2 separate regions of the Homo sapiens genome follow, and region 1 is linked to region 2. A link is an interaction called in ENCODE POLR2A ChIA-PET data of the cell type or tissue named here. Cell type or tissue: endothelial cell of umbilical vein. All regions are shown on one strand. Links, peaks and the distances in the headings refer to the core of each region. The heading gives the core; the rest is flanking DNA. Region 1 overlaps GNA14 (G protein subunit alpha 14). Region 2 overlaps GNAQ (G protein subunit alpha q).

Region 1 (11,292 bases), core at 2,283-10,282, 110 kb before region 2:
GCAGGAAGGTCACTCTCACCTTCCTCCCACTTTTCTCCCCCAAACAGGTCATACAACCCAGGAAAGATTTCCTGACCCTCCTCTAAACCAGGTCATAAGACTTTCATGTGAAAGGATAAAGAAAATGTGGTTCATTAACACAGTGAAATACTACTCAGTCTTTAAAAAGAAGGAAATCCTGTCATCTGTGACAACATGGATGAGCCAGGAGGACCTTATGTTAAGTGAAATAAGCCAGGCACAGAAAGAGAAATATAGCCGACAAAGACCTATCCAACTAGAAAGGAGACCAGTATTATAGGCCAGAAACAGCACTGAGCTGAAAGCCAAAGAACTTTAGTTCTAGTACTGAATCTTTTCTAGTTAGCAAGTTTCGCCCCTTAGTCTCAGTTACCTCAGCTTGAAATTATGAAGTTGAATTCTATGATTTCTAAATTCCTTTCGAGTTCTAAGATCCTATTATAAGCAGCATTATTTTTCCACTCCAAAACAAAACTAGGTAAGAGACTATCCATTGGCAGAGGGTAATTCCTGATAAGTTTCATATATTCTGTTGAGAGATATCTCCCTTTCCTGTTAATGGAGGGAAAAAACTCAAACAATGAAGTGGTTCAGGAAATGTTTACCAGAACAAGATGGACTAGATTCTTCAGTGGGCAGCCGTGAAATGAAACAGAAACATTTTAAGTGCTTTATTACTCTAGCAGAAGGAAGAAAACTATTCTGTCCTTTTAAAGCCTTGACCCAGGAGAAATTATCAGCAATTAAAAGTTATTGTTTTCCAAAAGGGAAAGAAAAAAGCCATCTCCTACCAAAAAATAAATTCTAAGAAGGTTATGTTTCCAGTTACTAGGAAAAGAAGCCTCATTCTTACTCCTTCTTTCTCATCTTTTAAGTGTAAGTATTTCCAAATCTCCTTAAAGTCAAGCAACATTTCTCCCTACAAACTCATTAAGTTGGTTGTTATTTTTGGAATTAGTTAATGAATATTTTCCTATGATTATACAAAACCAGAATCTCACCCTCTTGGATTCTTCTTAATATTCATAGCCCTCTCTTTTCAGGAAGTGAATGGCCATTATCACTAAAAGAAGTAAAAGGAATATAAAAACTGAAATCTGTGTTTAGATGCTATGTCTCATGCATACTGGTAATGCTCAGTGCAACTTATCAAAGGCTCAGAAGGGAATTCTTTCAGAATGCTGCCACCAAATGGGTTGTAAAGGGTTTCCTTATTTGGGGTTCCTGGGGAAGCAGTTTTGTGGATTGTTGTGAAAGGAAAAAAAGGTGTAAGCCTCAACATCTTCAACCTCCTTAAGCTCTCTGTTATGAGCGGAATGTTTATGTCCCTCCCAAAGGTCATGTGTTGAAACCCTAACCCATAGTGCAATGATATAAGATGGTGAGGCCTTTGGGAGGTAATTAGGTTTAGATGAGGTCATGAGGATGCAGACGCCAGGTTGGGATTTATCTTATTATAAGAACAGGAAGAGACACCAGAATTTCTCTCTGCCAAGTGGGGACACAGTAAAATGCAGGCAATGCAAGCCAGGGAGAGGGCCCTCACCAGAACCCGAATATGGTGGCACTCTGATCTCAGACTTCCCAGCCTCTGAAACTATGAGAAATAAACGCTTGTTATTTAAGCCACCCAGTCTACGGTATTCTGTTACAGCAGCCCAAGCTGATTAAGACATTTTTCTCTTCTTATCTGTAAAATAATGGATTTGCACAAAATGATTGGAGATTTTCTGGGAGCTTCAACAGTCTGTAATAATAAATAGAACAGTTACCACAGAATTAGAGTAAGAGAATTTCAAGTTAATCACTGGCTCACACAGACGAGAGATGCCAAGTGACATGCTGAGAAGGCATATGTAAGAAATCAGAATAAGTGATTGCTGATGAATCCTAAAAGAAGAAGCCACCATAAGTCAGTACACAGGAAGAGAGGCTTGATGGAACCACTGTTTGAGTCAGAAGATTCAAGTGTGTATGGGAGTTGGAGTGGCTGTAGTAAGGTTCTCAAGGAGGGCATGCTAGGTCTAACATTATATGTGTCCTCTGCAGATAACCTTCATCTGCATCTCACACACTTGAACATCGGTGCAATAAAGAAAGGCTGTAATACCAACAAGGTTTCCAAGGAAACCAACTCTAAGAACTTTGCAAACTTCTTTAAGTGCTGAATGTCTTTTCATACCTACTTGCTGCTCTGTATTTGTTTCTTAGGGCTGGGTGGCTTAACAACAGAAATTTATTTCTCACAGTTCTGAAGGCTAGTAAGTCCAAGATCAAGATTTTCGCCAACAATTTAGTTCCTGGTTAGGGCCTGATTCCTGGCTTGCAGGCACTGGCCTTCTTACTGTGTCCTCACATGGTGGAGAGAGAGAAAAAAAAACTCTAGTGTCTTTTCTCATAAGGGTGCTAATCTCATTGGACTGGGACCGCACCCTCCTGACCTCACTTAACCCTAATTACTTCCTAAAGGCCCCATCTCCTAACATTACATTGAGGGTTAAGGCTTCAAAACATCTGAATTTGGGGTAGGGGGAACATTCAGGCCATAATATTCTTCCTCTGGGCTCCCAAAATTCATGTCCATCTTGAATGCAAAGGTGGTGGGGCTCTCACAAAAAGCCTTGGGGGCAAGACGGCCCCAGAGCCAAGGGCATGATGCTGCTACCTTAATGGGGACAGAAGGCAGAGTACTGAACCAAAGAAGATTATTCTTAAGCCTTAGCATCTAATCGAATTTTCCTTGCTAGGTTTTGGACTTGCTTGGAACATGTCATCTCTTTTTTCTGATTTCTCCCTTTTAGAATGAGAATATCTATATAACCTATGCCTGCATCATCAATGGATTTTGAATGTGCATAATTTGATTTCACAGGTTCACAGATGGAGAGGAATTTTGCTTCAGGATGAATCGTACCTTGAGTATCACCTATACCTAATTTAGATGGTATTTAGATGAGACTTTGGAGTTAAATCTGGAATGAGTTCTTCCCTGTGAGAGCCCAGTCTCCTGGCTCTCTGGAAAGGCCCACCCCATGTGATTCTCTAAGGGAGAATGAAGTCATGGGCAGAGGCATCCTGGCCAGCAAAAACTAGAATGGCCACCCAACCCTTTGAAACAGATGAGGAACCAGCCCTGCCCCCTTGACCTGTGGTAAGAGTGGCAGCTCTGATGCTCTCCAAATTGCCTTTGGGATTATTCTTCCCTTTTCTTGAAAGATAAAGCATGTTCACAGCCAAATGGCCCCATCATCCTATCCTGACAATGTACGAAGCCCAATATCCTGTTTTTTTTTTTTTTTGCTTTTTAATAATTTTTTCTAATTTTGTTACTTTAATTTCCCCATAGCACCTTGGCGATGGCCCAACATCCTTCTTTCAGTCACTCCTGTTTATTTCTGCCCCCTTTAGTCCCAGCTGGCAACATTTCTCTTGGTATAATCCCATCCCCATTCCCGGCTTCTGTTGAAATAGCTGATCAAATCCTTCATTCACATCCATACTATCTCCTTATCAAATAGTGTTCAGCCACACCCTTAGTGTTCTTTTCAGAATAATCTTTCTCATTCTTTGCAATATGGATAGCCTAAGAATTTGCCAAATCTTCAAGTTCTGGTTCCTTTTTGCATAGGAATTCCTTCTTAAATTCATTTCTCTTTTCTCCATTTTACTAGAAGCAGTCAGGAAGAACCAAGGTACTCCTTCAATACTTTGCTTAGACATTTCCTCAGCTAAATATCAACTTCACTGCCTGCACTGGAACACAAACACAATGCAATCTAGTGCTCTGTCACTTTATAATAAAGTAGCAGTTTCCTCCAGTTTCTAATAACCTGTTTCTCATTTCCTTCTGAGACCTCACCAGAACCGCTTTTAATGTCCATATTTCTACCAGCATTGCATTCATGATTACTTAAGTATTCTCTACAAAGATGGTGGTTTTCTCTCCAGCTCTCCCCTTTCTTTCTAAGCCCTCACCAAAATTGCCTTTAACATCCATATTTCTAGCACACACCTCAAAACTCTTCCATGCTCTACCCATTATCCAGTTTCAAAGCCACTTCCACATTTTTAGATATTTGCTTATGGCAGCACACCATCCTTGGTACCAAAGTAAAATACTCCTAACAAAATACCAGTCTAGGTGGCTTAGACAATAGAAATTTATTTCCCACAGTTTGGAGGCTGAGAAGTCCAAGATCAAGGTGCTGGTTGATTTGATTCCTGGGGAGAAAACACATCCTGATTTTTCAGGCAGCCATCACGCCTTATTGCTGTATCCTCTGTTGGGGTTCAGAAAAAAATCCTCAAAATATGGCCCTTTGGCATGCTGAGCGCTTTGAACAAATGTGATTTAAAAGCCTCAGAATCAAAGTCTCTCTCTGATCTTCTCCTGATCCAGCCCGCCACCACCTCTTTCCTTTTTGAAATGCAGGGAGGTTCATGTATCTGACCAAGGGAAGATTTTCCAGAAGGATTGCAATTGTCTTGATCCACCTCTTTAGGAAGCTCATCAAACAACCAGGGAAGATTAATCACTGCAGAAGATATTAAAAGTCAACACCACACCCAGACTGGCTACTACCTATTCTTCTGGAGGCTGCTCCAAAACAACTTTTATTACCTGAGAGGCTTTATCTGAATAATAACACAAACTTTGTTTACAGTTTAGTTCCACCCCTCACCTTCCCAGAGGAACTTTGTCCTAAGCTGTTGTCTGTTCTTTGGGTTCATTTATTTCCCCTAAAAATCATGTATTCTTCCTCTAAAATTACCTACATCCCCCACCTCCCTCTCCCCTATAGAATAGTTAAACTTTAGCCTTCTGGTCCTTTTGAGTTTCCTATTTTGTGTGGCTCCTGTGTGCTTGCACATTAACAAATATGTTTGCCTTTTCTCTTGTTAATCTGTCTATTGTCAGTTTGTTTTACAGAATCAAATTATTAAATCTTCATGGGGTGGAAAGTTCCTTCTGCCCCTACACCTTAAATGTTGAAGAGACAGAGGCAAAATCTCTGTTGTCTCTTTTTATAAGAGCACTAATTCCATTGGACCATGGCCTCATCTCCATGACTTCATCTAACCTATTTACCTCCTAAAGGCCCCACTTCCAAATATCATCACATTGAGAATTAGAGTTTTAACATATAAATTTTAAGAGAGATACAAACTTTTATTCCATAATATGCGTCTCTACACTCACAAACTTAAAGCTAAATAAGCCATTTATATATTAATGCCAATATCTATGAGTTTGATCAAATGATAGCAACCAAATAAGCTATTTCTGATACATATTTCTGTTATAATATTACAGACTAGAACAGAGAAGAACAAGAATCACCTATTGCAAATATCTGTAAGATGTAAGAAGACTGGATCTTGCTTATAATGGGACAGAGAGGATTAACAAATGAATGTCAGCAACTTTTCCTCTCTCATTTGTGTGAAAGGGGACTCTGGTTTCACTCCTTAAGTTTTTCTCCTCCCTTGCACTTCAAAGATGATTTTGTCCTTGCCAAATTGGGGTTTTAATAATGCAGAATGAATAGGAAAGGAGGAGGGGTAGAAAGATAGGAAGTAAGTAGGTAAGGACACACTCTGAGACTGGATCTAGTCTGAGCTTCATTCTAGTTACATTTGTTTTACATTACCCTATTCTCAAGTGGTTTTAAGGCAGCTAGAAGACTGGTAGCCAAGATAGTGGCTATCAAGAACTAAGAAGGGTTGGAGATTTTACCTTACTTGCAAGCTCCCATGTTAGCATGCTATAGATGCTGGTAGAAGGCATGAGACAGAGGGCTTTATTATTCATTGCATAGAAAGTAACATGAGTATCTACATATTTGCATCAGTTCTCCTGCTCCAGCATCCCAAGGGAGCTACATGGGCAGGCCCAGATGGATGCCTGAATGCTCAATGCTTGTGTTACAGGAGGGGAACTCTGAACATAGGAAACTAAATCTTTTATAGTGGGCAGTAAGCATGTCTGTCCTTTACTCTGGAGAAAGACATTGCCTCTGTCTTCCAAGACTGTTTGCTATCCCAACATCTTTGAAAGGAGAGTCCCTAAGAAGAACATTTAGAGCCTCACTTGCAAGACACAAGAAACATGAGATGCCCATAAGGAATTACCTCCCAACAATAGCCATGAAGGTGGAAAGCAGAGAGTTCAGACAATAGCTTTAAATCTCCTCCCTTTGTATTGTCCCCTTTCCAGCCTTTTTCTTACACGTATGATCATCAGAGAAAAAGAAAGAAGCAAAGCCAAGGCAATGAAAATAACTCATTTTTCTGCTGTTGGTGGGTTTGAGTAACTTCCCATTCTCGCACCCACCATACCCTGATGCTGAAGTTAAAAATGGAAGAGGCTATTCTGAGTGAGCCAAAATACATTTAGCTTTTGGGTTTCTACACTGACTTACCATTGTGGACACAAATACACTCTGAGTGCTCTCATGATCTAGAAGTTCCTAAACTTCAGTTGCCCCCAAAATGTAAAGTACTAAGACCCAAAAGCAATGCACAATTTAAGAAGCATTAACATCAAAGAAACTAGACAGGAAATAATAATATTGTCACTAATAATAACAATATTGATAAAATAGTTATTATTGAGTGGTTATAATATACTAGAAACTAGGCTAAAGATCTACATCTATTATTTGGTTTTACAAATAAGGAAATAAATGTAGTCCCAAAGAAATTAAGTTACTCATCAAGGGTCAAACAGTGAGTAGCAGCTGGAAAGTAGACACCAAAAACTAAGCTCTAACCCAATCCACTATTTTGCCTCTGACAAGAAAGAAAAAGTAAGATTACACCCACTCAAAGAACTAAAATCAAAGTCCTCACCAAACATTAAAGCTACAAGGTAGCCAAGGTGCCACAGGCATGGGAAAAGTTCTCCTCTAAGATCCTTTTCCAGACATCATTCCTACCAAGCCTGCAGGGAAAGTAGCTCCAAACTTAATCTGTATCTTGTCAGGCCAAACACTTCTCTCAGGGCTCTCATGCTCTGTGAGTCTACAATCAGGCAAAACGTTTAAATAAGTAAATAAAAACAAAAAGCAAATACTAAAACCTAAAATGTAAACAAAGACACAAGAGCAAAAGAAAGACAAAGTTCACTCCTGCTCAATATCACTAATCATCAAAAGAATGCAAATCAAACCACAGTGAGATATTACCTCATACCTGTTACAATGGCTATTATTTAAAAAAAAAAAAAAGATGACAAGTATTGATGAGGATGTGGAGAAAAGGGAAATCTAGTACACTGTTCATGGGAATGTAAATTTGTATAGTCTTTGTGGAAAACAGTATGGAGGTTTCTCAAAATATTAAAAAATATTGGACTTGGCAGTTAAAAAATTTAAAAATAGAACAAGTATAAGATCCAGAAATCCAACTTCTGGGTATTTATCCAAAGGAAATGAAAGCAGGATCTGAATGAGATCCCTGCACTCCACGTATAATGCTCCCATTGCAGCATTATTCGTAATAGCCAAGTTATGGATAAATGTCCATTGACAGATGAATGGATAAAGAAAATGTGACATAAACACACATGGAATATTATTCAGCCTTTAAAAAGAAGGAAATCCTGCCATTTTGCACAACTGGATGGACTTGGAGAACGTTATGCTAAGTGAAATAAGCCAGACAGAGAAAGACACTCATTCCATTGGACCAGGGCCCCATCTCCATGACGTTATCTAACCTATTTACCTCCTAAAGGCCCCACCTCCAAATACTATCACATTGAGAATTAAAGTTTTAACATATAAATTTTAAGAGACACACAAAACTTTTATTCCATAATATGCTTCTCTACACTCACAAACTTAACACTAAATTTGTGATCACACTTAGATGTAGAATCTAAAAGAGTTCAAACTCTTGGAAGCAGAGAGTAGAATGGCAGTTGCCAGGGAGTAGGACAATGGGGAAATAAAGAAATGACAGTTAAAGGATACGAAGTTTCAGTTATGCAAGATAAATAAATTCTGGAGACTATACGGCATGGTGCCTATAACTAACAATAATACATTGTATCCTTAAAATTTGCTAACAGCGTAGATCTTAAGTGTGTTATCTCTAATAATAACAAAAGGGGCAGGAGGAAATTTGGGGAGGGGAAGAATGTTTTTGGCCTTGATGGTGATAATGGTTACACAGGTATCTACTTTTCTCCAAACTTGTTAAGTTGTATTTGTTAAATATGTACAGCTTTCTATGCGTCAATCATACATGTCAATCAATAAAGTGGTTTTTAAAAAGACTCATTTATTCATGAGCTAATCTTGTGGAACATGAACTGATGCAGGAAAATCCCACCATAATGTGCGATGTGCTAATGATTTACCACTAAGTGGCTCCCACTACTTTCTCTCCTCTTCCTTGCCAAAGTTTTACTCCTGTTGGAAATGAGAGGAACATGTTCATTAAGGATTAGCAGCTGTTTCTCCCAAATGTAAGGGAAGAAACAGCAGCTAGTAGTGTAGTTAGTCAGAGTGGCAGAGAGGTTACCACTATACTTCTTGTTTGGAAATAGAATGTATTAGTCAGAATATGCTGGGCTCTGTTGCAGTAACAAATAATTCCCAAGATCTCAGTGATTTAACACAATTAAAACTTATTTTTCCCTCCTGTACATGGAGTTCAATGTACATGTTCATGGTTGGCCAGCTTTCCTCCATGCAGCGATTCAGAGCACAGGCATTTTTCTCTTGTAGCTCTGCCTTCTCTAACCAAAGGCCTCAAAGATGACTCTAGACAGAGACAAAGAGGACTGAGAATAGGAGATTTATTATAGGCCAGTCCCAGAAATGGTACATATCACTTCCACCCACATCCCAGTGACCAAAACTAGACACATACTCCTTCCATCTCATTGTCTCTGTCACACAGGGTCAGCCTAACCACCCTGGATCCTCAAGTTTTTGGGGTATCTGACAGTACCCCATTTTAGTGTTTTCAGTGTTTTCTCAATAAATCCTGGGGCCCCATGCTGCATAATTTTGCCACTGTATTAATTCAAATAAGCACAGTGAGGCAATGAACATGTACTTAATTCTCCAATCCTTTCTCAGTCTATGAAACGCCAACAAGGAGATGGATTCTTCGTTTTCACAATGCATCCTCAAAATATTCTCTTTATCCCTGACCCTCCTAATATCTTCCACACAGAGAGAAAATGCTCCCCGAAACTCTCCTAGTCTCAACACTCCCTCCAAAAAAGCTCCCTGCCATGCAGTCTCATGGCTGTTCTGCCTTCCTTCTTCCCCACTTCAGCTGTGTATTATATTAATAGATCAACTTGGCTTCCCTCAGTTCATTAGCATTCTCTCTGCATCATCCACTGCCTAGATTCTCCCCATGAAGAGCCCACGGGCTGACCCAGTGAGAAAGAATCTTTTCCTCAAAGAAATCGTCAGGGGTGGTAGATTGCAAATACTCCCACAGTCATAATTTACTGTAAATGCCAAACATATTTAAGGCAGTAGAAGCCAGCTTGCCTCCTAAAGGGTTATGAACTTGGAAAGACCAGGGGGTTTAAAAGTCTAATTTCACTGAAAATCCACTTATGTTTGTCAGTCTTGCTTTTCTCTTTACCCACAGTTCTTGGCACAGAGAGAAAGTTCTCCATTGCCTGTGGAATCAAGGCACATGGTTTAGTTGTTGAAACAAATGTAACAGCAGCACTGTCATGGAGCTTTTACACAGGAAGAAATGTAACTAACCAGCCACTTGATTCCTTCAGTCTCCAAATTAGCCATCAATTTCTCAGAGAAGAGACTCTCCTAGTGCCTCCCAGAAATTATCCCAAATTGGGGTTTCAGGAGACAATGCTTTTTTTTTTAGCCACTAAAGGTAAACCAATAGTCAGGGACATTTATTTACAATATGGAATATCTGAAACACCTTCTTTCTTCTGATCAGGTCAGTGCCACCTATTTGGCAAAGTCCTGAGGAGTTCCCATCACCTCCAGAAAAACTTGTTCAAGCTCAGACTGCAGGAGACAGCACTTTCTGCTCTCCCCTTACCCAACATTCAGCATGTACTTCCTTCTGCTGCAGATCACCAAGGAGATGGGAACCTCCATCAGAGCAGAATGACCAAGCAGGGTCCAAACTCACACTCCTCCCCACCCAAGACCAAAAGCTTTTTGTCTTTTCATCAACATGTTTATCATCATACACATTTCTGTACTTAGACCATCCCAACCCACTGCTGGTGGTTGAAAATGAAATACACACACACACACACACACACACACACACACACACACACACACACACACGTTTAAATAATCAGTGAAGAATTTTACCATATCCAACACTTCACTTTGCATGCGAACCTTCCAAGTCCAACAGAATCATCAGTTCTTTTGGTTTTTGTTTTTTTGTTTTTTGGGGTTTTTTTTTTGGAGAAATCCCAAAGTAGATAACATAGAGTCAAAGGGAAAGAGCAAGATTTTTGTTGTTGTTGTTGTTGTTGCATTATGGTCACTGAAATACTTCATATCTTGGTCTTCACCCACAGTTCATGCTATACATGCAGGGTTTGTCTGAAATCTCAGAGTTCTTTGCAATAGGATAGGATGAGGAATGCCCAATCTATCGCATTTATGTTGGGATACAAGTAAACCATGAGAGGCCTTGTCAACCCAGACACTGGCTACCATAGCACACATTGTGCAGTATTCACAGAATGGTAAAGCAGAATGGAAACCTAAAATTCATTCAAGAGATCAAGGACATCAACATTCTTGACTATTTGGAAGTGGCTGGTTCATTAAGATTACTCTTTCCAACTTCACATTGCTTAGGCGTGACCCTACCCATGGGTAGAACCATTGGTGATACTCAAAAGATTTGGCAATGCTAATGGCATGGCATGGGCACTGACTAATCAGAACGGATACTGTTCCACTGTAATGGCTGGAACGAAGCCAAGGAAGCTAACTGCTGTGCAAGGCACTACTTATTATGTGCTGAGTAGAGGGAGGTCAGGAGTACCACCAGAAGCAAGGCTCTGATGGCTAAGTCAGCAGCAGGAAGATGGGGGCACTCAGGGGCAGTGGGTATTTACCAAGAGACATAGGAATATTTCAGTATTACACACGAGGTACAGGCATGCTGATGCTCAGCAGGTGATTACAAACTTTGGAAACAGCTCTTTCCTAAGCACAGAAACAGGACCTCTTAGCAGTAAAGTTTTTATTTACTCTACGTCATAATTCCTGCTTCTGTCACTAACATCACTAT
Region 2 (11,292 bases), core at 1,225-9,224:
GTGTCTGTGTATCTACATATCTCTCACCACAGAATCTCCCACTGTGGGCCTTTGTGGCAAATTCATGTTATGCTAGGGTTCCAGGTACTAATCTTGAACCTTAACCATCAGCTGCAGCTGGTAGTCCATTCAAGGCAAAGTGTTTACTAGTCTCAGTTATGGCCTGTTGATTATTCCATTGTCTTTGACAATGAAAGCCATCCGTTGATCCTGTCTTAGTTGAGATTTCCCCCAGAGTAGGTCCTGTGTTAGGAGTTTGGGTGCAATGAATTTGAGAAGTGATGTCATAAAGAACCACAAGAGAGTGCACAAGCAAGACCACCAGGAGAGAGAAGCCAATAAAGGGTACATTCGCGAGCAAGTTTCACTGATAACAGCTGGGGCTGAGTCCTGCTCTGGGGGCCCTAGAGAGACCTGTAGGATGAAACTCAGGTTTATCTACTGAGGGCCAACAGCAGAAGCGTGTATCCACGGACTCCTGTCCCCCACTGGTCGTGTCACTCCTGAGGCATCAACTCCTGGTTTTTGGCTGGTGGCCAGGGAATGCTAGAAGGGTGCAGGGGGCTCCTGCCCTGAACTGCCTGCAGCAACCCCCTGGGTGGACTAGTGGGTATGGAACGTGCAGCGAGGCACCTCCAGCAGGTTGAAGAATAATTATAGAAGAACACAGTCCCCAAACTGTCTGTTCTGAGTCTGTAGTTCTGTACAAGCTGTGTGGTATGTGCCTGGTGTTCTGGCAATTCATCATCTGTAGTAGGAAGTGAGCAATCTACACAGAGAAGACTTAACTCAGGAATGGAAACGATAACATCTACAGGAATGTGCATCTAAAGTGTGGCTTTCGTAATGAGACAGACATTTCATCCAGTTTTTGTACCTGGTCTGAGACTCTTCCTGTCTGCTGGAAATACATCCCCTCATTGCCCAGAGACAGAGAAACCCCAGTCTAAGTTCAACTCTCCTAAAACAATTTAAAAAAAAAAAAAGTGCAATAATTAGGTATTCTTTCCTAGATTAAGGCAGAGTTTTGAAAAGAGCGGTGAGAGAACAGTTTTTTAAAAAAGAAAACGTGAGCTGTGGATTTTATGATACTTTTAGTCTCAATCATGTCAATATGAAGAATTACCTTCCATGAGATAAAATGCTTATAACCATAGGGATAAGCAAGCCTCACTGTATAGATGTGCGGATATTTGTACACGTGTATCTGTGTACACAGCGTCAAGATAAAACCATTTTGAGATTTTACATGTGTACCCACGTATGTGTAGAGACTATGTTTTTAAAAATATTAGGATTGATTTTACCCAATTGACATAAACATTTGTGTGGGGTTTTCCTCTTTATTCAGCAATGATTGAGTTGGTTGGAGATGCTGAGACATTAAACACACACACACACACACGCACACGCACACACACGTATTAGTTAAATTTGCTACCCAAACTGATTCCTTTTGAGTTTAAATATTTTGTATTTCCAGCAGAGCCGCCACTTGTCAGAGCCCATCATGGGTATGGGGCCAGTTTGCTTTTTGGTCATTGGGTCTGAGTCACAGGGGAGGGAATGCATATGTTTCTGGTGCAGTAAGCCAGGGTGGTCTTTCCTGCTGACACTCTCCAGGTTTACAGAAAGGCATCACCTAAAGCACCTGAGGATGGCATGCAGGGCACTTTGAGAGCCAGGTGTCAGCATCTCTTCTCAACTCCAAGTTCAGTGACAAAAGCAAGCTGGTCCCTTTTGCTAAGACTGCTCAGATTCCTAGAATATAACCATTGATGCTATAACCCCTGACATGGCACCTGTACTTCAGGCATGACTGGCTGGTGCCCTGACTGGACAGTAGGTTGGCAGGCAGTGCCAGGATTCCTAACAGATATGCCCTCCTAGGTGAGGTCTGCCTCAGGGCAGACACAGTCTTAGCAGCAGCTACGTTAGCGTCCTGGCAGCTGGACACAGTGTGGAATCTCCATTTGCAGACCTTGTCTCTTCCTGGTCCTTTTAAGATGCTTTTAAGACCCAACATAAAAGCACACGGAGCAAACTGGAAACAGATGGAGAGTCCCCAGGGCCCTTTAAGCAGTCTATCTCTGTGGGACAGGCCTAGTCTCCTGAGTTGCAAAAACATCTCTAGGGCTACGAAAGGGCTGAAACCTGGGAGCCCTGCCTTCCAGCTCTCTGTTAGTATGGTTCAGTGTGATTACTCTTAATTAAAGAGGGTAAGTTGCCTTATTTTATCCACAGGCTTATGAGACAGAAAAATATTCTGGCCTTTGCATTCTTGAGGAAAACAGGAAGAGAGAAAAATCAACAGAGATCAAATTCCAATAGTCTTGAGGCATAAGAATTCAAAGGGAAAATAATCTTTTCAGTACTCTCTATGCATCTTAGATTTTAAAGAGACCTACATTTTATAACCAGGGTCTTGTTTTGCAGGAATCTACGGGACTCCCTTAAAACAGACTGGATATAGCTCCTTGTAATAGCTGGATCCATGTTTTAGTCAGCCATGACAATGAAACAAAAAAAAATAACGATAATGCGTAATTTAAAACAAATCAGCCAGAAAGCCACTTCTAACCACTGCCTTTCACTCTCCACCCCTGATCAAATTTCAATAAGAGCTTCAAATATGGAGAAACTCATGAGTATGATAATCATTTGAAATTAGACAAAAAAGCAAGAAACTGGCTAGTTTACCATCTGAAATTGCTCTGCACACATTATGCAGTGTACCTGGTTGTTCCTTAGCATCAAGTTCCACCTTTTTGCTATGGCTTAATTGTCTCTCAAGAGGCAGGACTCAGGGCATCACAACCTGAGAGAAAAATGTGAGAAGGCAGGAAAGATGGGGAGTAAAGCAGAGAAGCTTTCAAGCCAACTGTTTTGTTACCATTTCCAGAAAGACAGGACAGAAGACAATCTGATGGCATAGGCTTGCTCTATGAGCCAAAAGGTCAAGTTAAATATTTGGCCCAATGACTGTTTAGTGAGTTTGTGTTTTTTCCTCTGGGTGGGGGTCTTTGGAATGATGGTACAAATAGATCATGGTCCTAAAGGGGTCAAACTCAGGTTAGAAGGCCAAAGAGAGGGGAGTGCTCCTGTATAGCTTAACACTCCAGTGTCTCTGCAGAACTAGGGTGTGGGAACCATCACTCCAGGCCTGTGCTAGATGACAGTCAGTGCCACGCCATTCCTTGAACAGTTAAGACAGAGAGAGAGAATACCATCTACTGGAAATGGTCTCTAAATCACACAAGGAGAGCTGAAGGCCTTTAAGCAAAAATGACACTCTCATCTCTTAGTATTTAGAGGGGACATATTCTGAAAAACAAAAATCCATAAGCAAGGGCTGGCTGCCAGTTGGAGTAACAGGAACAGGTTTTGCTTTTGCTGTGGCTTAAAGTCCCCACAAAAGTACCTATTTTCCAGAAAGCCACTTGCCACCATCACCTCCACTTAATAAAACTCCCAGGAGCAGCTGATTTTTAGCTGACCTCAAAAGCCTGGATGTGTTTCTAAAACTCAGAGAGGACACCTGTGACATGTCATTTTTCCCATGTGGAGTCTACCTATTCACTGCCAGTGTTGAAATGGGCAAAACTCTTAAGCCAGCCATTGGCCTGAGTCCAGTGTGCTACCCAGTAAACCAGGGCAGATGTGTGGATTCTTTTTACTGATTGGGAGACTGCCTCAGGTTGAAGATTGCTGGCTCCTTTCTTTATTGGATAGGTATTTACTTTTTTTTTTAACCAGTTAATTATAACCTAAATTAAGGCAAGTTTTTTCAAAGAGCAAATTTGATAAATGCTACCAATATGTGTATTTCCACTACAGGAGACTCTTATTTCTGATTATACACAGAAGGGAAAAGGTTTTTTGGTGTTTTTTTTTTTTTGAAACCATTAAACTTGTTTATTTTGGAAAATGCAATATGCACAAGGTGTGTTAAGGAAGGAAAGATGTATTTCAGTACTCCTACTAATACAAAACATTCTGAGAGGGGCTCGGGCAACTTTAATGGAAGCAAAACTCAACAATGAAGAATACTATAGTACAAAATTATGGCCAAAAATACTGTATTTTTAACCAGCAAGATCATTGGGGCATTATTATACAACATTAGGTGTTTTTTGCAAAACTAGTTCCCATCCCCAAACAATAGACAGTACATGCATTTGAATGACATTTTAGGAACAGTAAATATTCTTTTAAATACTGCAAGTTAAAAATGTTTTCTGACAAAACTCCCTAAATACATAGGTCTAGTAAGGGTTTCCAACAGGATGATGGGTGAGGAATCCAGCAAGGAGTTGCATTTAGAGAGTTCTTTGAGGAAAAGAAATCCACCAAAAACGTGTTTCAGTCAAAGTAACCTGGACAAAGTTACGTAGTATTATTCCAGCTTTCTTTCCTGAACTTAAAAATGTTCTACCAACGAATACCTTTCTGTTTTTTCTGTCTACCAAAAGCTTATATAAAAGTCAGAATTTCTTTATCCAAGATCTGATTTTACCCAATAGATGTTTTCATAACATGTAAATGTCATTTGCTATATTGGGTTGGAATCATACGGGGAAATGGAGGACACAGGGTAGATAAGGAAGGCAAGGAGGAAATTAATATTTGAGCACCTACTATGTGCTAGGTGTGTATTCATACTTTGAACATATGATTCTAGAGGCAAGAGTGTTATTGAAAGGGCAGTGATCATTGGGAAGACAGCAGGAAATGGCTATTCTGTGAGAAAAACAAATGACAAGTTTAGGGTCTGTACTAAGTTATCTACTAAACAGCAGGTGTCTGGCTCCAAAAATCTCTAGCTAATCATATACAACTAAGCCATTTCTTTTCCTAATTTGATGGAACCAAAATGAAATCCCAAAGACACAGTTACCAGGACAGATCTATTAACGCTACATATGCTGGAAATATGTAGAGATAGATAAACATACAATATTACTAGTTTTATTTTTTTGTGTTTCTAACCAAAGATATATCTTTGGAAGAAAATATTAATGTATACCAAGCACACCTTATTTGTATCAATTGAGATGTTGATTACCAATTAAGTGGTTTTAAACCCTTATTTAATTTGAAGAAGAGCAGCAATATACATTACAATATTTGGGTACACTTTATTTTTATATGGGTTAACATTCTGCTATATTTCATTTCATTCGTTTTGAGAAACTGAAAACAAAGGGAAATCAAGGGTAATCGGTAGGTGATTTGAGGGAAATTTCCAACCAATATGTGAGTCTTGCAGTATTTCATTATACAGCCCTTTCTTCCCATTATTTATTTTTTTGCAAATAAGTCATTTTGACCCAAATCCAGCATAAATAGCTTTTCACCAATTCCTAACTTAAGACAACTAAAATTTACAATCATGTGGCAGTATAAATTTTAAAATTACAGTTCGTACACTTTGACAATCAAGATAGTCTGAAGTACAAAAAAGTAAATTGCCCTTTAGCTGAATTACCTTTTTAAAATAGGCCTGCTAGTTAATCTACCAAAAAAAAAAAAATACAAGTTTTACGTGTTCTTCAGATTCCTTTTGTAGTTGTCATCTGCTAGTAAACAACATATGCAGGTTCTTAAAATTTTTTTTTCCAGTCTATTCATGACATTCAACAGAGCTCTTTATATGGAAATGTTAAAAACAAAAACTTCTAGGAGATTTATTTACTTTTGAATGGGTGTGTTATTTCCCTTTGTTTCAGATATGAGGCACAAACTTCTGAATTTAAGCTCTGTAAGGCATAGTAGAAACTTCCAATTTACAAATAAGGAATTCTCTGGGGGTTAGAACTGCCATGTCACGCAAAAAGGGAAAAATCATCTGTAAACTGGTACACTGCAATGTGTTAAGTGAGTCATGAAATGGCTGCTTGCCTTGGTATGCTGAAGAAAGGTTTCTGTGTTTTATGTTTTTGTTTTTGAATAAGACATGCCCAAGTCACCATAAAACTCACCACAGGCCTCCATTACCTAAGCATCAACAATAGGAGGCCAGTGGCACACGCTTATAACGCTTGCAATCACAATATAATATAAAGCATGAGTAAACTTTGTTTTTATACAAAACTGAAAAGAATCCCGTCCCGCCCCTAGCCCCTTCAATAAAACCCCGAAGAAACAAAAAAGAAAATCCTTTAGCTTCGATTGACTGGTGTGGCTAAAATTAGGTTTCTATGCATCACTGCTGCTAGGGTGATCAATTTTTTCCTTTCTCAAGAGAAGGGATCTTGTCATGCACCCTACAGGAACAGCGAAGCCACAAACCTCAATTCTGCATAGCAAATTCCATCCCAATTTCATAAAGACAAATATAACAATCTTTCCCTGTTTTGCTCAGCTTCTTCAAGCTTTGAGATCAGGTTTAATTGACTACATTTACTATAGCTCTATTAAATAGAATATCTTGATTCCCTAAAACTGTAACACTTATGATCTTGTGATGAGGTTTTCTCTATACACACTGTAGGCCTTCAAATGTTGTTGTTTAATTTTTTTTTTTTTTTTTTTTTTTTTTGCTGCACCAAATTTAAGAACGCCCTTTCAGGCAAGCAGTGGTCTCTAGCTGTTAAAACATTTCCTTAGTGGATCACAATAGCTTCTAAAACTGCCTTTCTAGTAAAGGCCATCAGAGAGGTAATACTAAACTGTGCATTTGCCAAATAAGAATATGAATTGTATAAAAGCTCATATTCCAATCCTAGATCAAATGGCAAAAGTTCTACAAAGTTGGTTTCCATGTTTGTATAAAAGCTCCGACTGATTTTATGTATTTTGCTATGAAATTACCTTTGGGTCTTATAATCAGTATACCTCTACTCAGGAATGTGCAAATGATTTTATACAGCACGACGCTAGTACCGCTCTGTATGACAGTAAGGTTTTTTTTTTTTCTTCTTTTCTAAATGGAAAGAAAATATCCCTAGTCAGAAATAAACTGACAAATTTACATTCTCCTCTCTTAAAAAAGTAAATAAAATAACATTATTCAAAACGTGAATTAGCTATAGACATACAATACAATTACATAGATACATATCAATACAGCACATTCAATCTGCCAAAAAATTAATGATTACAAAGCCAGTATGGATGCTGCAATATCAAGAGAGATGTATGTACAATGATTAGAGCATTTGTAATTGCACTATACCTACAGGCAGTCTGTTTGTTAAATTACAGGTACTTTCTGAGCAAGGGAAAAAAAAAGTAAGCTGTGTTGTTTGAGGCTGGGAGAATCAAGGATGAGAACATCTCATTACTGTTGGGCGGCTTTGGTACTCATTTAACAGGCCGTGATTTTTCTCCCTCCCCCTTTGTTGTTCCAAAAGAGTGATTTATATGGAAGTTTACACTAGTGCCAAATACCACTGTAGTTAAAATGAGACCAGTATCATGGCCTAATTCTAACGTCCCAGCAGCTTTGAACAATCATGATTTATTTTCTTAAATCAAATTTCAACTCAAGCTGCTTGACAGAAGCTTGTCAATACATGTGCTGTATTTTTTTTGCATTTGTTGAAAAATTGCACATATAGAATTCCAAACATTTCTCCTGGTAGGTTCAGTTACACAAATACATGTTCTATAGAACACTGAGAGGTTACTTTTGAGTTAAGTCCACAAATCTTCCATAAGTTCAACCTAATCAGTTACCAGTTCAAGAAGATCATGAAGGTGGTAAACTAGCAGGAACTTCAGATTTTGGAAATTAAAGGTGTCGGAATAATACTACCAACCAATGTTCCTGGCAGACTTCATTGAACTTAAAGAACCACTGAGAGTAAAACTGGTTTCAAATAAAGAGACATAAACAGATTTCCTGTTAAACCACACAGGATACTTTTTACATTGCCGGTTTGGACACTGAACATGGGACGTGAACACTAACAATGTCATCTTAAGGACAAAGAAAAGAATGGACCGTGAGAATCAAATTTCTAGTTACAACTGTTTGGCAAATGGCATTTCTGGTTCATTCTCAGCCAGTCATTTTAGGCTTCACAGTCTTACTCTCTTACATTTTAAGATACCAGCTTTTATTTTTTAAGTTCGTATTCATTTTATTTGACAAAAAGCCAGCTTTGGCAACACATACCCATAATAAAAGTCATTTTAAAATCGTGGCCCAAACACCAAGAAAAAAAAGAAAGGAAAAGCTTGAACAACAACAACAAAAAAATTAAGAACAACCTATAAAAAGGTTCTGGGTAGCAGCCATTAGGGTAATGTAGTGTCTGTTGGCATCTTTTTTGGCATCTGCAATTGAAAGAGAGGGTAAGAAAAAGAAGCAAAGAAGGGAGGAAAGACAATGGCACGTGGCATTTCAAAAGAAAGGACTCCTGTGTGTCTTTGATCCTGCCTTCTGCATATTTCTCTGAGCAATCAAGCTATGGCTGAAGGTAAACATCTAAAAGAAATGACACTTAACTTTTAGATGGGCATCCACTGTCCCAGTCCAAAGTGAGACAAGACAGTATATTCTATTAAAAAAGAAACTATGTGTGTATCCAAAGCAACACATTTAAAACCGTAAGTATTAATACATATAATCCTTCAGCAAAAACTACAAACTTAAATTAAGCTGATGATGGCTTAAATCGAACGATGTGTCCTGACTGTATCATTTGAGAGAAAAACTTGACCAAGAATGGAACTAGGATAAAGGCCATTGTAACCTGGGAAAAACATCAGGAGGGAGGTATGAATTAGCGGGGGAAGAAAAAAGGGAAATCAGCTTTGTTTTGCTCCATAGAAAAGAAAAAGAGAGAGAGACAGAAAGAAACAAGTCTTATCTTTGTGAGTGCATGACTGAGAATTTAAAATACACTGAGTCACAAGGTTTTGCCTAAAAAAAAGATAGAGAGGAAATGTGCTGGGACTGTACTTCAGCATCCTCTGTTTTTCCTCTGAATAGTTTAAATAAAATCATAATATTTACTACAAACTCTGTGGACACGCTCACACAGAGTCCAGGACGGCAATAAATTAGTATTATGCAAATTGTTTTCCACAGAAATACAGTCCCTCTTGTGTATCTTCAATAGCCCACCAGGGAAGGGCAGGGCGGGTGTCTAGGAGGCACAATTAGACCAGATTGTACTCCTTCAGGTTCAACTGGAGGATGGTGTCCTTGACGGCAGCAAAGACAAAGCGGATATTCTCGGTGTCTGTGGCGCACGTGAAGTGGGAGTAGATAATTTTGTCACTGTCTGGGTTCAGGTCCACGAACATCTTCAGAATGAATTCTCGGGCTGCCTGGGCATCTCTCTGGGGTCCTTTCGGCCAAGAGACAAGAGGGACACTTTGTTACCTAATCTGCTAATGTATTCAATCATCATTGGTTCAATAAATACTGTGTCATTGCTCATGAAGCCTACATCTGCACTGCAGATTTGATCTGTTATAATCATTTTCCCTAACACTGCTATGTCTGACCATCCATCCACCCACCCAGGCACCCACCCATTCACAAAATGTGGATAGGTGAAAGCAGACAGATGACTTGAAAGCCAAGGCTAAGTTTATTTCTTAGCTTGGCCTTCACTCTGATTCCCTGAGTGATTGGGAGCCACTGTAGGCTCTTCATCAGGGGAGTGATAGCTTACTTCTGTTCAACTGAGTTAAGTATGCTTGTTTCAGCTATATAATAAGTGTGCACAAAGATACAGCTGCCTCGGGCTCTCCTGTCAATCTGTCCTCCAAACGACCCAATATTATGGATCATTTTACATCTTCCAGACTGACATCTCTCTTAGAACACCTGTTTGTAAGGTCAGGTCTATCTACAATGGGCCTCTGTAACAGTCTCACTTCCATAGATTTCTGGTATTTCTGAGCACACTACATTTGTGTAGCATTCAGTTCATGTGTGATGATAAAACAATTGGTTTATATTTTCTTTTCTTTTTTTTTTTTTGAGATGGAGTCTCATTCTGTTGCCCAGGTAAGAGTGCAGTGATAAGATCTCAGCTCACTGCAACCTCTGCCTCCCAGGTTCAAGCGATTCTCTTGCCTCAGCCTCCTGAGCAGCTGGGATTACTGGTGCCTGCCATCATGCTTGGCTAATTTTTATATTTTTAGTAGAGACAAGGTTTTGCCATGTTGGCCAGGCTGTTCTCAAACTCCTAATCTCAGGTGATCCACCCGCCTTGGCCTCCCAAAGTGCTGGGATTACAGGTGTGAGCCACTGTGCCCAACCTATATTTTCTTACATTGATTTAAGAAGGAGTCTCTTATGTACCAAGAATTCTCCTAGATGCTTTGAAAAAGGATTGTGACATATCTAGCAAGATAAACTAAAAATGTAATTTTGCAATGGATTCTTAGATATGACACCACAGCACAGGTCATATTTTTCACAAAAGAAAAAATAAATTGGACTTCATCAAAATTAAAAACTTTATGTATCTAAGGACTTTTTTTTTTTTTTTTTTTTTGAGACAGGGTCTTGCTCTGCTACCCAGGCTACAGTGTAGTGGAATGATCATGGCTCACTGCAGCCTCAACCTTCTGGGTTCAAGTGATCCTCTTGCCTCAGCCTCCTGAATAGCTGAAACTATAGGTGCCACCAAGCCTGGCTAATTTTTAAACTTTTTGTAAAGATGGGGGTATCACTATGTTGTCTTGAACTTCTGGCCTCAAGCAGTCCTCCCACTTCAGCCTCCCAAAGTGCTGGGATTATAAGCATGAGCTACCACACCTGGCCAAGGCCATTATTAAGAAAGTGAAAAGCCAATCTATAGAATGGGAGAAAATATTTACAAATCATGTCATCTGATAGGCGTTTAGTGTCCAGAATATATAAAGAGCTCCTACAATTCAATAACAAAAAACCCAATTAAAAAATAGGCAAAAGACTTGAACAGACATTTTTCTAAAGAAGATATACAAATGGTCAATAAGCACAGGAAAAGATGCTCAATAATGGTAATCATTTAGAAAAATGCATATCAAAACCACAGTGACAGACCTCTCCACATCTACTAGCATGGCTATAAAATTAACAAGGGTTTGGGAAAATATGGAGAGATTTGTACTCTTGTGCACTGTTGGGAATGTACAAAGGTGCAGCTGCTGTGAAAACAGTTTGGTGGTTCCTCAAAAAGCTAAACATAGAATAACCATATGACCGACCCTGCTAGTCTACTCCAATGTATATATCTAAAGGAATTGAGAGCAGGGGCTCTGATAGACACTTGATCTTAGTCAAAAGGGCAAGAAGCAATGTACATCAATTTTAATAGCAGCATTGTTAACAACAGCTAA

What was found. Peaks named below come from ENCODE experiments on the same cell type or tissue, not always from the same donor. Only the 100,000 strongest peaks of a DNase experiment are listed, where the experiment ranks them.
Region 1: POLR2A ChIA-PET joins it to region 2 with 5 read pairs; 2 of 35 experiments call an interaction of 5 or more read pairs at or near these places.

Annotation. Positions count from the first base shown.
Region 1 is chr9:77,605,428-77,616,719 of GRCh38, forward strand. The region is part of intron 1 of GNA14 (G protein subunit alpha 14); the gene reads right to left. Among named protein-coding and RNA genes, the nearest start is that of GNA14, 37 kb to the right of the region's middle. In endothelial cell of umbilical vein, for the core only: no CTCF peak of the experiment used is centred there; no DNase peak of the experiment used is centred there; H3K27me3 peaks cover 201 bases.
Region 2 is chr9:77,712,212-77,723,503 of GRCh38, forward strand. GNAQ (G protein subunit alpha q) reads right to left here. Exons shown (of 7, transcript NM_002072.5): 7 at 3,886-9,302. The coding sequence ends at 9,112. Among named protein-coding and RNA genes, the nearest start is that of GNA14, 70 kb to the left of the region's middle. In endothelial cell of umbilical vein, for the core only: no CTCF peak of the experiment used is centred there; DNase peaks (open chromatin) are centred at 2,120 and 5,910; H3K27ac peaks cover 2,065 bases.